2 separate regions of the Homo sapiens genome follow, and region 1 is linked to region 2. Evidence: chromatin contacts called from ENCODE Hi-C or POLR2A ChIA-PET data. All regions are on one chromosome and are shown on one strand. The core of a region is the stretch at or near the end of the contact, and the rest is flanking DNA. Distances in the headings are between cores, read along the strand shown.

Region 1 (3,202 bases), core at 437-2,936, 42 kb after region 2:
ATCTACATCAAGGCTGAATTACTTCGCCACTTCATTTTAATATAATATTCAAAATGTTTGAAAGCAATAAGTATGATGCCCATACAAAACATGTCTTATTTCCCCGTTCAGTTGACAAAAATAAGGTGTCCAGTTGGCTCTGTTGCTTTATAGTTGAATTTCCCATCACCCAGACCCTAAAATCTACTTCCACCATCTTTTTCATTACATAAAGTTCCTTTGATCGACTATTTCAACTGTTGCCAGGTGGTAAGCAGTAAAGCATGTGGTTAACAGCATGGGCTATGAAGTTAAACCAACCTGGGTGGTGTGACCATGGGCAAATCATTTAACTTTCCTGGGTATTATTTTATAACATGTAGATAAAGTGGACAATAAAGATTAAATAGGACTGAGGTTTAGCAATGTAGGAGTGATGCAAGTGCAAGATGGCAATGGATCAGAGAGTAGTGAGTCAGCACTGGAATGAAGACAAACACTAGGTTCTTTATGCGTGAGAAAATGGGAAAAATAAAATGCAAGGCAAGAGCGATCAAAAGGAGAATTTGGTAGACTGAAATCCTGGAGGTGAACTAGGCGAGTAATGTTAGGTCTAAGGCATGGCTGCATTTTTGCATGGTCTAAAGTGGAAACAAGATATAACAGAAGTGACTTTACTACAGCTGAGCTTATAAACTTGCAGGGTCAGACTGTTAGAAAAGACACCTACCAAAACAGTCTTTTACAGTAGATTCTGGTTACTCTTTCTTATTCATCTTTCCACTTTAAACCCAAAAGAACTATTTGCCTCAGCTTCTTTACTGGGGAAGCAATTTTCTTCCTGGCATGTCCCCAAGACTGGGGTGCTCTGCTACTTTTTCTTTTTGTTTGAGACGGAACCTCACTCTGTCGCCCAGGCTGGAGTGCAGTGGTGTGATCTTGGCTGGCTGCAACCTCTGCCTCCCGGGTTCACGCCATTCTCCTGCCTTAGCCTCCTGAGTAGCTGGGACTATGGGCGCATGCCACCATGCCTGGCAAATTTTTGTATTTTTAGTAGAGACGGGGTTTCACCATATTGACCAGGCTGGTCTTGAACTCCTGACCTCATGATCCGCCTGCCTCGGCCTCCTAAAGTGCTGGGATTGCAGAGTGAGCCACCATACCCAGCCAGATTTTCTATTTTTAATAACAGCTGTAGTAAGATATAATTCACATATCATAAAGTTCATAATTTAAAACTGCACCATTCAGTGGTTTTTAGTATATTCATAGATCTGTACATTTATCACCACGACAAAATTCTAGAATATTTTCATCACCTCAAAAAAACAAAAAACAACAAAAAAAGAACCCATCCCTATTAACAGTCACTTCCCATTCTCCCATCCTTTGAGCCACTGGCAACCACTAATCTATTTTCTGTCTCTAGGGATTTTTCCACTCTGGGCATTTCACGTAATTTAAATCATACAACATATGACCTTTCATGACCAGATTCTTTCACTTAGCATGTTTCCAATGTTCATCTATGTTGTGGAATGTATCAGTACTTCATTCCTTTTCCTAGTCAAATCCATTGTGTGGATATACCACATTTTGTTTATCCACTCCTCAGTCAAACATTTGAGTTTTTTCCACTTTTTGACTACTATGAATAATGCTTCTGTAAACATTCTTGTACAAGTTTCTTTGGGAAATATTTTTTCAGTTCTCCTGTGTGTACTTAGGAGTTGAATTGCTGAGTCATGTGGTAACTATGTTTAGCTTTTTGAGGAACTGCCAAACTATTTTCCAAAATGACTGCACCATTTTACAATCTCACCAGCAAAGTATGAAGGTTCTAATTTCTCCACATCCTTGCCAAAACTTTCGTCTGTCTTGTTGATTACATCCAGTCTAATGGGTATGAAGTGGTATCTCATTGTTGTTCTGATACATGATTTGTGATTATTTCCTTCTATCTGTGGGTTGTTCTTTTACTTTCTTGGAAGTTTCCTTTAAAGCTTTTCATTTTGATGAAGTTCAGTTTATCTATTTTTTCCTTTGTCATTTGTGCTTTTAGTGTCATATCTAAGAATTCTTTGCCTAATCCTGAAATGTCATGAAAATTTACTTGCATGTTTTCTTCTAAGAGTTTCATAGCATTTTTCTCTGATATTGCTTTTTTCTAAAAGTTTTATAGTTTTACCATTTATTTTTAGGTCTGTGATTCACTTTGAGGTCCTTTTATGTGTATCTTGTGAGGTAGAGGTTGAGCTTTACTCTTTTGCATATGGATATCTAGTTGTCCCAGCACTATTTGTTGAATTTCCATATAAATTTCAGGATCAGTGTGTCAATTTATACTAAAAAAGGCAGTTGGGATTTCGGTAGGATTGTGCTGAATCTGTATATCAATTTGGGTAATACTGGCATCTTAACAACGTTAAGTTTTCTGATCTGTAAATATGAATGCCTTTTCATTTATTTAGATTTTAATTTTTTCATTGATGTTTTGTAGTTTTCAAGATACATATTTTGCACTTCTTTTGTTAAATTCTATTCCTAAGTATTTAATTATTTCATGCTATTTTAAATGAATTTGTTTTCTTAATTTCATTATCAGATTGTTTACTCCTAGGGTATTGGAATACAATTGATTTTTCTATATTGATCTTATATCCTGCAACCTTGGTAAACTCTTATTTTTCAAACAGGTTTTTTTTTTGGTAGGATTCCTGAGAATTTTTCTGTACACAAGATTTTGTCATTGGAGGATAGAATTTTACTTCTTCCTTTCCGATCGGGATGACTTTTCTTTTCTTGCCAGACTTCCTAATTTCTGTCAGTCTATTAGATATAACATTTCATTAGTGTCTTATTTTTCATTTCCTTGGTTACTGACGATATGAGCAGTTCTTCATGTATTTATGGGCTACTGATATTTACACCTCTGTAAAATGCTGTTTTGTCTTTAGCCAATTCTTTTTTTTTTTTTTTTTTTTGCTGTTGTTGTTGAGGCAGGGTCTCACTCTGTCACCTGGGCTGGAATGCTGTGGTGCAATCACAGCTCACTGCAGATTTGATCTCCTGGGCTCAAGCTATCCTGCTGCCTCAGCCTCCTGAGTGGCTAGGACCACAGGCATGCACCACCACACCCGACGACCTTTTTATTTTTACTAGAGATAAGGTCTCACTATGTTGCCCAGGCTGGTCTCAAACTTTTAGGCTCAAGTGATCCGCC
Region 2 (2,895 bases), core at 117-2,616:
TTAATAACTAAATTATTATTAAATAATTTAAAAATTAAGTAATTTAAAAATTAAATAATTAAAACTGTAAGAATTAGTTTAAAATGAGCAACTGTACTAATTATAATTCTTTCAAGATTTTTTTAATCATCAAGAAACAATACCAGAACTATGCTGTCAGGAGTATATTCATATTTTCCATTTTTGCTTATATTTAGATTTGATTGCTCATTTAAAATTTGGATATTACCTACTACTTGGTATTTGGACATAAAGTGAAACAGAAATGCACTTAATATTTAAATTTTATAGAACTAAAACAATTTAAACAAAATATGCAATGCAGTTTATGTGAAGCAAAACAGTTATATAGATCAATGGAGGCACTTCCTGTGCATTTGTAAATGAAAAAAACTTGAAAGATGTTTTTAAACCACCAGAATATGAAAAAAAAATCTCTCTTTTTTTTTTGGTCTTATAACACAGGTAGGGGAAATAAGCTTGCAGGTGGAAATACATAGGAAAAATGTCATTAAAAAAAAAAAAGTCCTCAATGGTAAAGTGAAGAGGCCGGATGTAATGGCCTTGAAGGTTTTATCCATCTGTTAAGGCTTTTTATTCTATCTAGTGTTGTCTCAGCTTAAAGGGAATATATAAAAAGCAACTGACATTAACACTAACTCTTCCCAACGTTACTCAGATTGCCTGCAACAGGCTATAGAAAAAGAAGATGCAGAGGTGAGGCAGGAAAGGGCAGCTGTAAAACCCCAATTTTTCTTTTATTGTTCTTTGCTTTGTATGATTACTCCACACGCTTTAAGTATTGTTATGTCAAACTAAAGTCGCTGAAAAATAATCTTTTGCTGGGAATTCTTTAAAAATTTTTTGTTCTCTTTTAAACCTTATTTATAAAGGTTTCCAGATGCTTATCCTCACACATTAAACCCAGTATGATGTAGACACATACAATAATATTCACTGCTATGAAGCCAAGAAAAAACTACTTGAAGATCTAACTGCCTATCACTGAAAGAATCGGGGTCCAGAGAATTTTCTGGTGCTATTAAGGGTGTGATTCTCTGAAGTCATTTGGAAACAACCTAGTTTCTCAGCAGCAACACATCTATCCTGTACTGTGTCAAAGCACATCAAATGGTTGGCATTCCAAGCATCGAACAGGTTATTTCTCATTATGCGAATACATAATGAAAGGATGTGGGCAAAGAACAGAATGCAAATTGGAAGCTGACTTCTGACTTTAACAGCCAGCAGTGCTGGGCTCAAACAGTCATTCTAATTTCAAGAGACAATTCCAAAGTGGTTCTCAAGAGAAAGGACAGAGTATTTTTAAAATATTTGTTCAATGTGAATGGATTGGGCTTGCCAAAAATGACTTTTTATGCTGGCATGCGATCTCTTAGAGGGAAGTCAGCCTGAGTCACTGGATACATCAAAGGTAGAGTCCAGTGAATGGAATTACTGCAGGCTGTGTGAACAAGCCAGATACCCGCATTCATCTGCCCACTGCTGGGATTTCAGCCCTCCTTTTAATTACATTAAAGCAGCTGGTACCACTGGTTACTGAAGTCTTCAGATTACCTTGATTGCTTGGTCATTATCTCTAATCAGCTGCTTCTTCTCATCTTCAAACTTTTGTCTAACATCCTGGAGCCGCCTTTCTGCAGCAAGCTGCTGCTGGCTGTTCTCTTCTTTCAGAGAGGAAATGGTTGTCTGAAGTTCTGCTATGATCTAAAATGAAAACAGCATGCTATAACTTCAAATTCTTCTGGGAGAGGCATCTATTTTATATGTATTGATGCTTAACAAAAGAATGGATTTGACAAAACTCTATTCCACAAATTAAATATTTTCAATTAACATATCACACACTATAATGCATGAAATACCACACAATAAAAGACTTTAATAAAAATGTGAATGGTGAACAACTGCTGAACCAAATATACTTGGAAGACGTTTCCACTCTAACATTCCACAATATTTACTCATCAGAAGAAAGAACATCTGTGATCTCAAAAATATGAAAAGTGTCAGATTTTATTTTACTGAGAAATATACTTATTAGAATGAGAAAAGCTATTCTGCTTTTCATAATACTTTGAACTGTAATAACCAAAGAAAATAATGAACAGAGTTTATTCTTCAGTCACCTAATTCTATACAGTAATTTTTGGGAATTCACTAATGTTTGTGTATTGTGTTTAACACTTTAAGTTCTTATGTCATTTACTACTGTGAAACAGGTATTATTATTGCCTTTTATTTTTTTTTTTAATTTTAATTTTTTTTGAGATGGAGTTTCGTTCTTGTTGCCCAGGCTGGAGTGCAATGGCGTGATCTTGGCTCACTGAGACCTCCACTTCCTGGGTTCAAGTGATTCTCCTGCTTCAGCCTCCCGAGTAGCTGGGATTACAGGTGCCCGTCACGATGCCCAGCTAATTTTTTGTATTTTTAGTAGAGATGGGGTTTCATAATGTTGATCAGGCTGGTCTCGAACTCCTGACCTCAGGTGATCCACCCACCTCGGCATCCCAAAGTGTTGGGATTACAGGCGTGAGCCACTGTGCCCGGCCTGCCTATCTTTTATAAATGAGGAAACAGAGGCACAGAAAGAGGACAAATACCTTACGTTGTTGAAAATGACATCCAACTAAAGAGACAGGCAGGATTTGAACCATGCAGTCAGACCAATCACTGCACTAATTGGGTCCTTTAACCTGCCGACTTTATGGGTTTTTTTGTGTTTTTTGTTTGTTTGTTTGTTTGTTTGTTTGTTTGTTTTGAGACGGAGTCTTGCTCTGTTACCCAGGCTGGAGTGCAGTGGTGCAATCTCGGCTCAATGTAACCTCCACCTCCCGGGTTCAAGTGATTCTCCTGCCTCAGCCTCCTGAGTAG

What was found. Hi-C counts contacts between places; a loop is a spot of excess contacts on that map. ChIA-PET counts read pairs that join two places held with the same protein, here RNA polymerase II (POLR2A). Pooled maps may share reads with other maps.
Region 1: a map of PC-3 shows a loop between it and region 2 (5-fold over the local background). The contact joins two enhancer-like sites. A Hi-C loop is called at or near these places in 6 of 168 maps with a recorded cell type or tissue (HepG2, MCF 10A, PC-3 and 3 more) and 6 of 50 pooled maps. POLR2A ChIA-PET finds 5 or more read pairs at or near these places in 4 of 52 experiments (CD8-positive, alpha-beta T cell, MCF 10A and activated CD4-positive, alpha-beta T cell).

Annotation. Positions count from the first base shown.
Region 1 is chr17:65,783,630-65,786,831 of GRCh38, forward strand. All of the region lies in intron 21 of CEP112 (centrosomal protein 112), which reads right to left. Among named protein-coding and RNA genes, the nearest start is that of AXIN2, 220 kb to the left of the region's middle. Within about 2 kb of position 1,687, at least 7 of the 41 ENCODE cell types and tissues checked have a DNase peak (open chromatin) inside an H3K27ac peak, as active enhancers do; they include PC-3, where a contact is called at or near this core.
Region 2 is chr17:65,741,490-65,744,384 of GRCh38, forward strand. CEP112 (centrosomal protein 112) reads right to left here. Exons shown (of 27, transcript NM_001199165.4): 23 at 1,579-1,728. Among named protein-coding and RNA genes, the nearest start is that of AXIN2, 180 kb to the left of the region's middle. Within about 2 kb of position 1,367, at least 2 of the 41 ENCODE cell types and tissues checked have a DNase peak (open chromatin) inside an H3K27ac peak, as active enhancers do; they include PC-3, where a contact is called at or near this core.